2 separate regions of the Homo sapiens genome follow, and region 1 is linked to region 2. Evidence: read pairs that join two places in POLR2A ChIA-PET (ENCODE). Cell type or tissue: GM12878. All regions are shown on one strand.

Region 1 (4,000 bases), 200 kb after region 2:
TTATCAAAAGGCCATCCTCAAGCCATTTTACGAATGCCCTGTGACTCAGAAGTGTCACCTCAATTAAAGTTATCCTTGAACTCTTAGGAATCAAATAGGCATGGTTTGGCAAAGTGAAGGCAGAAAGTTGAGGTCTGTATCACTCAGAAGTTGTATTTCTGTTTTGTCATTTAAAATGAGGAAGGTAGAAATGCTAAAGATGGATTTACTGCCTCATTTTCTTTTTCTTCTTTTACTTGCTAAGAATTTTCACCCACCAGTGACTTTAATATGTTTTGCTCCATTTGTTTTGGTAACGTCTGCTCAGTCTGTTCTTTTTATTTTGAATTCTTAGTTGGGTTCTCATTGTCTCTCTCTATTAGAAGCAGCTTTTCTGGAACTTCTTGGGTAACTTTTCTAGATTATTCACAAAGTCGATAACAAGAGGAGTAGTGATGTAAAAAGTGTCAATATTTTTAGATCCTAGAGTCGTGCAAAACTGTCCTCTTGATGCAGTGCTTAGCATTGTCTAGTTACTACATTGGAAGAACAAGATGCCTTGTATATTTTACGTGTCTAATCATATATTCATCTTGCCTCAAACCCCTTTACTCCCTTTACATTCAGGCATTGTTAGAAGCTGAGAAAGTAGACATACAATACTGTTGTTTTTTCAATTCAGAAGAGGCTAAAACATTATGAAGCTGGTAACTCTATGCCCACACATGGAAGTAATCTGCCTGAGCAATACCTGTCACAATATCAACATGCAGTAGAGGTGAGCAGAATGTAATTCATGGACAACCTTGCTGTACTTTCCAGTGAAGGGTTATAGGATCTGTGACATTTTGGTATTATTTTCGTACGCAGTGCCCAAAATTTCAAACAACTCTAGGTTTCTATGACCTTTAGTCATAGGTCATCTGGCAGGAGAAGAGAAAAGTGGTCTGGATAAGAGATGAAAAGGGGTCTTGAGAAAATTAATGAGAGGCTGAAAGAGATACAGCTGGGTCAGGGAGTGATCACTAAGTTTCCAAGTAATAAAATTCATTCTATGGGGCCATAGAGCAGCAGTGTGTTTGTGTGTAGCCCAACCCTGACTTTTCCATATCAGTTGAAGACTGGCAGTTGATCATCTTGGCATGAAATTGAGTGGCTAGAAAGAAGTAAGGGTATCCTAGGGCATGATGATATAAGGCAGTGAAGATGGTTAAGAAATTAGAAATCAGGAGTGGTAGAGAAACAGTGGTCGTTGCAGTAGAGAGAGACAAGTAAACGGAGTCCATGAGGAGATATATTATGTAGGATTTGACAGTTGACTGTTCTGTGGTCTCTCTGGTGACTGAGAAAGAGGCGTCCCATTGATTGATTGATTGAGAGAGGGTCTTGCTTTGTTGCCCAGGTTAGAGGGCACTGACATGATCATGGCTCATTGCAGCCTCCTCGACCTCCCAGGCTTAAGCCATCTTCTGCCTCAGCCTCCTGTATAGCTGGGACTACAGGTGTGTGTGCACCACCATGCCCAGCTAATTTTTAAATTTTTTGTGGAGATGAGTTTTTGCCACATTGTTCAAGCTGGTCTTGAACTCCTGGCGTCAGGTGGTCCTCTTGCCTTGGCTTCCCAAAATGCTAGGATTACAGGCGTGAGCCACTGTGCCCAGCAGGGAGCCCCATTTAACTTGAAGCATAGTGATCAGATTGCAAATAATGGAGAAGTAGCCAATAATGAGAGTCGATAAACTCTTCGTTGTCCTATGGGGGGAGTATGTGGAAATCTTTTACTGAAAGTCCCTATAAATTTGGGTAGATAACCAACCGAAACCTATATGTCTGAAATAGATAAAATGTAATATCTCAGGAGTAGGGAATGTGTTGTCAGTTCCAACAGTACCATTCCTGGTCTTTATCTTCCTTTGTCACCATGTTCCGTGAATCTCTATTGTGTTTTCTCTGTGCGGAGCCTATAGCAGGTCTTTGTGGAAGGCACAAAGAAGGACTGCTGCTCTCCGGAACTTATAAGTGGAGAACATTGAAATGAACATTCTCCATTGTAATAGAAAAGGACAAGGAATTTCTCAAGACCAGAAAAATGTATCAATTGGGATATTTTACTGTGCACATTGTCTCCCCTACTCTTCCTGAAAAAACAAAATATCCCTCTTAAAAAATAACAACCACGAAAAGCACCATTTAAGAAGCACGTGATTAAAATAGGTGATTTCATGTTTTGTTTTTTTAAATGAGGGTTTTCTTTTGCATTTTGTGTGGCTTGGTGCCTTTGTGTGTGTTACAGAGAAAGCAGAAAATAATGGGGAAATATTTTAGTACAGGAAGATGAGAACATGCAAAATGAATAATGAAAGACTTACCATTTATTCAGATAATGAGGATTTAATTTGCCTAAAACTCAGGCATCTTAAAAGATAACTTACAACCTTAAGACTCCTGTTCCTCCCAAGACTTGCTGTTAAACTGAAGTTAAAATGAATGGAAGAATGAATGAATATGAATGACAGCCAAGTATAGACTTTATTGACCTTTTGCTTCACCAGACCAGAATTTACTCTACAAAAAGGTTCATCTTAACTACATTTACTGAATCTGTCCCCACCTCAAACTTGAATCCCATTAAAAAAAAAAAAAAAAAGTCAGTCCTGGTTTTTGAAGTCAGCAAAATCAAAGTATGTTCATGTTAAGTGGAGATGCTTGTCAAATAGCTGAGAAATGAAAGTATCTGTGAAATCTGTATAATTTTAAAATTATGATATACTGAAGTAAATAGTTCTAAGAGTAATAGAGAAAAAAAGTGGAACCTCAAAAGTTGGGGAGCCTGGTTTTTATCACACTTGTTTTTTCTCCCATTTGAGAAACTGTAATTACTTTGATTTGTGTTTCAAAAGAATTTTTACTCATGAAGAACTAGAGAACTGCTAGAAAACTGAACAATTAAGCTATGGATCCTCTGCAAATAGATCACAGCCTTTAAATCAATACTTCTTCAAATACTGGGAGATAAGGAATCTATAAGCATTATCCTTGAGCATATATGAAAAACGTTACAAAGTGAAGTTAACTCTTTTTTTCAGTCCCTTACAGATGTATGAATAAGGAATCCATGGGTTTAATTAGAAGAGCAGGAAATATGTTTTTGAGGTTGAAAACCTTTGATACAATGTCTCAATACTTTATTTGGAACAGCATGAATTGGAAATTACGTCATCTACTAGTCACTGAAGATATTAACTGTGAAAAACTATAAGTAGTAAAGGGTGATGATAAATGGCAGGGAATATTCTATATGGGTGGTGTCTTTCGAATTACCGTCATGACTCATTTTACATCTGATGTTCTTAACATCCTTACTAATAACTTGGAGAAGGAAATATAATGACACACAAGCGAAAGTTGCATATGATTTCTAGTTGGGAGATGTTGCAAACCAAATCAGACCTTATGGAAAGACATCAATAACGTGGAGGGGTAGAACATCATTTTTCGCTACCTCAGTGTATGCTATTTTCTTAGAACTTTATTTTTTCTGGCCAGGCGCAGTGGCTCACACCTGTAATCCCAGCACTTTGGGAGGCCAAGGCAGGTCGATCACCTGAGGTCAGGAGCTCAAGACCAGCCTGGCCAACATGGTGAAACCCTGTCTCTACTAAAAATACAAAAATTAGCTGGGCGTGGTGGCGCATGCCTGTAATCCCAGCTACTCAGGAGGCTGAGGCAGGAGAATTGTTTGAACCCGGGAGGCGGAGGTTGCAGTGAGCCGAGATTGCGCCACTGCACTCCAGCCTGGGCAACAGAGCGAAACTCCATCTCAAAAAAAAAAAAAAAAACAACCTTTATTTTTTCTGATTTTAAAAGTAATAACTAGTTTGTAGAAACATTAAAAGTAAAAAAAAAAAAAAAAAGTAAAAAGCTAAAAAGAACTGATAATTTAATCACCCTGGGGCAATCACTGTTAACTTTTTAAAATATTTACTTTCAGTCCTTTTGCCATACATTTTTAACTGGTTGA
Region 2 (4,000 bases):
AATGTACGATTTTAACCGTTTTAAGTGTACAATTCAGTGGCATCACGTACATTCTCAAGGTTGTGTAACCATTATCTGTTTCCAGAACTTTTTCATCATCTTAAACAGAAACTCTGTACCCATGAAGCAGTTACTTTTCATTCCCCCTCCCCCCAGTCCCTGGTAATCACACTTGTACTTTCTGTCTCTATGATTTTGCTGTTATGGGTACCTCATATAAGTAGAATTATACAATATTTATCCTTTTGTGTCTGGCTTCTTTGACTTAGCTTTTGAGGCTCATCCATGTTGTAGCATGTATCAGTACTTCTTTTTTTTTTTTTTTTTTTTTTTAGAGGTGGGATCTCACTGTGTTGCCTAGGCTGGAGTGCAGTCACTGTTCACAGGTGGGATCATAGTGCATTACAGTCTTGAACTCCTGGGCTCAAGTGATCCTCCTGCCCCAGCTTCCCGAGTTGCCGGGGCTACAGGTGTGTGCCACTGTGCCTGGCCTGTTCCTTTTTAAGGCTGGGAATAATATTCCATAGTATGGATAGAGTACATTTTGTTTAGCCATTCATCTCTTGGACACTTGGGTTGTTTCTACCTTTTGGCTAGTGTCATTTATGCTGCCATGAAAATGGATGTATGAATACTTGGTTCACATTTTAAAAGGAACTTGGAGAAACTGGAGAAGAGACAGTTTGGAGCAGGCAGAAAAAGGCACTATTTTGTGTTTCCCATCCCTGACTGAGGCTTTCACAGAAGCAAGGGAGATTGAGATGCAGTGGGGCAGGGAGATGGCAAGTGGACTCAGAGACAGGTGCCAGATGGTTGAGAGGCCAGGAGGGGACAGGGAGCCCAACCTATTATACTTGTCCAAAGGTGCTGCCACTAGGGGAATGCCCAGAAGGTGCAAACAAGCCCACTGGACAGGGTCAAAGGCCTAGGAACCAGTAGGAGAATGGGTTAAGACCACGATTTGCTGCAGAAAGCACAGTTTGCTCCACACCACCCAGAGCCAGGCAGGATGGTATAGGCATGGGTTGGGTTGAAAATTAAGTCCACTTAATATTTCTTCTTGATGTTTTTCAAATTTGGGGGACTATCTTCCAGTAAGAAATATATCTTACCTTGCAGCCTTGTAAACACACCTGTCTTTAGTTATGATTGAAATAGTAATTTCAGGCTGGGCATGGTGGCTCATGCCTGTAGTCCCAGAACTTTGGGAGGCTGAGGCGGGTGGATCACCTGAGGTCAGGAGTTCAAGACCAGTCTGGCCAACATGGTGAAACCCCGTTGCTACAAAAATACAAAAATTAGCTGGGCATGATGGCAGGTGCCTGTAATCCCAGCTACTCAGGAGGCTGAGGCAGGAGAATAGCTTGAACCCAGGAGGCAGAGGTTGCAGTGAGCCGAGATTGCACCATTGTACTCCAGCCTGGGCAACAGAGCAAGACTCTGTCTCAAAAAAAAAAAAAATAGTAATTTCACAACAAACATTTGATGTGCTCTCATATTTTCTATGCAGTTCTGTTTCATTAAAAAATGCTTCTTGTGACCTGGGTTCCTGGGTTGCCTTCATCTTGAAAACACTGTACTACACAAAGCCTCATATGCGAAGTTCTTTCTGCCAGTTACTTTTCTTTCTCTATCAAGTTTTTGTCCCTTTCCAGTTGGAAAATGTAAACCATGTAATTGATCACGTTTCTCTTTTTGTTTTGGCTATGAGGCAACACAAACCTTGGCTTGACCAAGCGATAGGTTTCTATATGGCGGTCATATACTGTACATACTGATGCCTTAACTTTTCCTAGCTCTTGACCTTCTAGCTATATTTTTCCTGATTCTAATTGGTCATATATTTTTGTTTTGTTGAATTCTTGGGAGCTGCCACAAATCTATATGGAGTGTGATGATGGAATATATAACAAATCATGGAGAACTTTTGATCTTGACTGAGATAAATTGTTGAGTAAAGTCTGCATCTTTAGAGATTTTGTTTTTGAGACAGGGCTTTGCTGTGTTGCCCAGGCCGGAGTATAGTGGCATGATCATGGCTCACTGCAGCCTCGAACTCCTGGGTTCAAGCCATCCTCCTGCCTCAGCCTTTGGAGTAGTTGGGACTACAGGTGTGTACCACCACACCTAGCCAATTAAAAACAGTTTTTCTTTTTGTAGAGATGGGATCTCACTATGTTGGCCAGGCTGGTCTTGAACTCCTGACCTCAAGTGATCCTCCTGCCTTGTCCTCCCAAAGTGCTGGTATTACAGGTGTAAGCCACTGCACCTGGTGAGATTTTATTTTTTTTGTGAAGCACGGTCTGGGCGATATGATTTTCTTTTAGCTTTATGATTCTCCGGTTTACTTTTCTGGCTTTTGTTTCAGATTACCTAGAAAGCAACCTCTTCCTTTTTAATTTAATTTTATTTATTTTATTTTTATTTTATTTTTTAAGATGGAGTCTTGCTCTGTCAACTATCCTGGAGTGTAGCGGCACAATCTTGGCTCACTGCAACCTCTGCCTCCTGGGTTCAAGTGATTCTCCTGTCTCAGTTTCCTGAGTAGCTGGGATTACAGGCGTGCACCACCACACCCAGCTAATTTTTGTGTTTTTAGTAGAGACAGGGTTTCGCCATGTTGGCCAGGCTGGTCTCGAACTCCTGACCTCAAGTGATCCACCCGCCTCGGCCTCCTGAAATGGTAGGATTACAGGTGTGAGCCACTGTGCCCAGCCCCTTTCCTTTTTAAAAAAAGGAATTTATCATAGTGGCAAAGGTAGAATTCAAGGAAGTTTGGAATTAGTGTGGAGGGAAGGTGTCATTTCATCTTTAATTAAGGCCGTTTTTACTTGTACTCACATTGCATAGAATTCTGTTTACGCAGGTGTTTTTGTTTGTTTGTTTGTTTTTTTAACAGAATCTTGCTCTGTCGTCCAGGCTGGAATGCAGTGACACAATCTCAGTTCACTGCAACCTCCGCCTCCCAGGTTCAAGCGATTCTCCTGCTTCAGCCTCCCGAGTATCTGGGATTATAGGCGCATGCCACCATACCTGGCTAATTTGTGTATTTTTAAAGAGATGGGGTTTCACCATCTTGGCCACGCTGGTCTCAAACTCCTGACCTCAAGCGATCCACCCATCTTGGCCTCCCAAAGTGCTGAGATTACAGGTGTGAGCCACTGGGCCCAGCCACAGGAATGTCTCTTAATCAAGCTCCTTGCTTCTATTCCCCTGCCTCATCTCAAGTTCCCATTCCCCTACTTGATTTACCATGTTTGCTGTCTAACTAGTGTGTTCCTGCCACCTGCAGCCTCTGCCCATGAGTCCTTCTGCCGCAGGTGTCATCAGAGAACACATATTTATAGTTATACTTCCTCTCTGCTCCCAAACCTCCAGTTACTCCCCAGACTTGCGGATAATGCAGTCTTTTGAGCTTGTATCAAGGACAGAGCCCATCTTGCCAATTGATTAGAGCACCCCAGCTTTCACCCTGCCCTCCCCGCCTCCAGTCCTTAGGTTGGAAAGCTCTGAGAGAGGATGAAATGGACAGACCATCTGATGCATATGGACCTCTTGAGAGATGATTTAGACCAGGGAGGATGAGTTTGGAGTTGAATCCATTTTTAAGTGAACTCTCCACTAAGCAAAAAAAAAAAAAAAAAAAAAAAAAAAAAAAAAAAGACTAGTATTAGCTCTAGGGGAAAAGAAACTAGTGATAGGAAAGAAACATAATCTTAGTGTACCATGTGGCTAGGCTTTTAGTAATGTTTGTGTAGTCATAAGGATGTAAATACTTGTGTTAGTTTTGTAGGGCTGCCAGAACAAAGTACCATGGATTGGGCACCTTCAACAACAGAAATGTGTTGTCTCACGGTCCGGGAGGCTGGAAGTCTGTGATCAAGGTGTTGGTGGGGTTGGTTCCTTTTGAGGGCCATGAGGTTCCTTTCGAAGGCTGTAGTTGCCTCTGGGGAGGGGAAGTTGGGGAGAATGAAGAATGCTTTTTTTCCATAAGAGACCT

What was found. ChIA-PET counts read pairs that join two places held together with the same protein. Peaks named below come from ENCODE experiments on the same cell type or tissue, not always from the same donor. Only the 100,000 strongest peaks of a DNase experiment are listed, where the experiment ranks them.
Region 1: POLR2A ChIA-PET joins it to region 2 with 5 read pairs; 2 of 35 experiments call an interaction of 5 or more read pairs at or near these places.

The regions. Positions count from the first base shown.
Region 1 is chrX:19,661,446-19,665,445 of GRCh38, reverse strand. All of the region lies in intron 6 of SH3KBP1 (SH3 domain containing kinase binding protein 1), which reads left to right. Among named protein-coding and RNA genes, the nearest start is that of MAP3K15, 150 kb to the right of the region's middle. In GM12878, no CTCF peak of the experiment used is centred here; no DNase peak of the experiment used is centred here.
Region 2 is chrX:19,856,614-19,860,613 of GRCh38, reverse strand. The region is part of intron 1 of SH3KBP1 (SH3 domain containing kinase binding protein 1); the gene reads left to right. Among named protein-coding and RNA genes, the nearest start is that of SH3KBP1, 29 kb to the left of the region's middle. In GM12878, no CTCF peak of the experiment used is centred here; a DNase peak (open chromatin) is centred at 3,951; H3K4me3 peaks cover 705 bases; H3K27ac peaks cover 2,339 bases.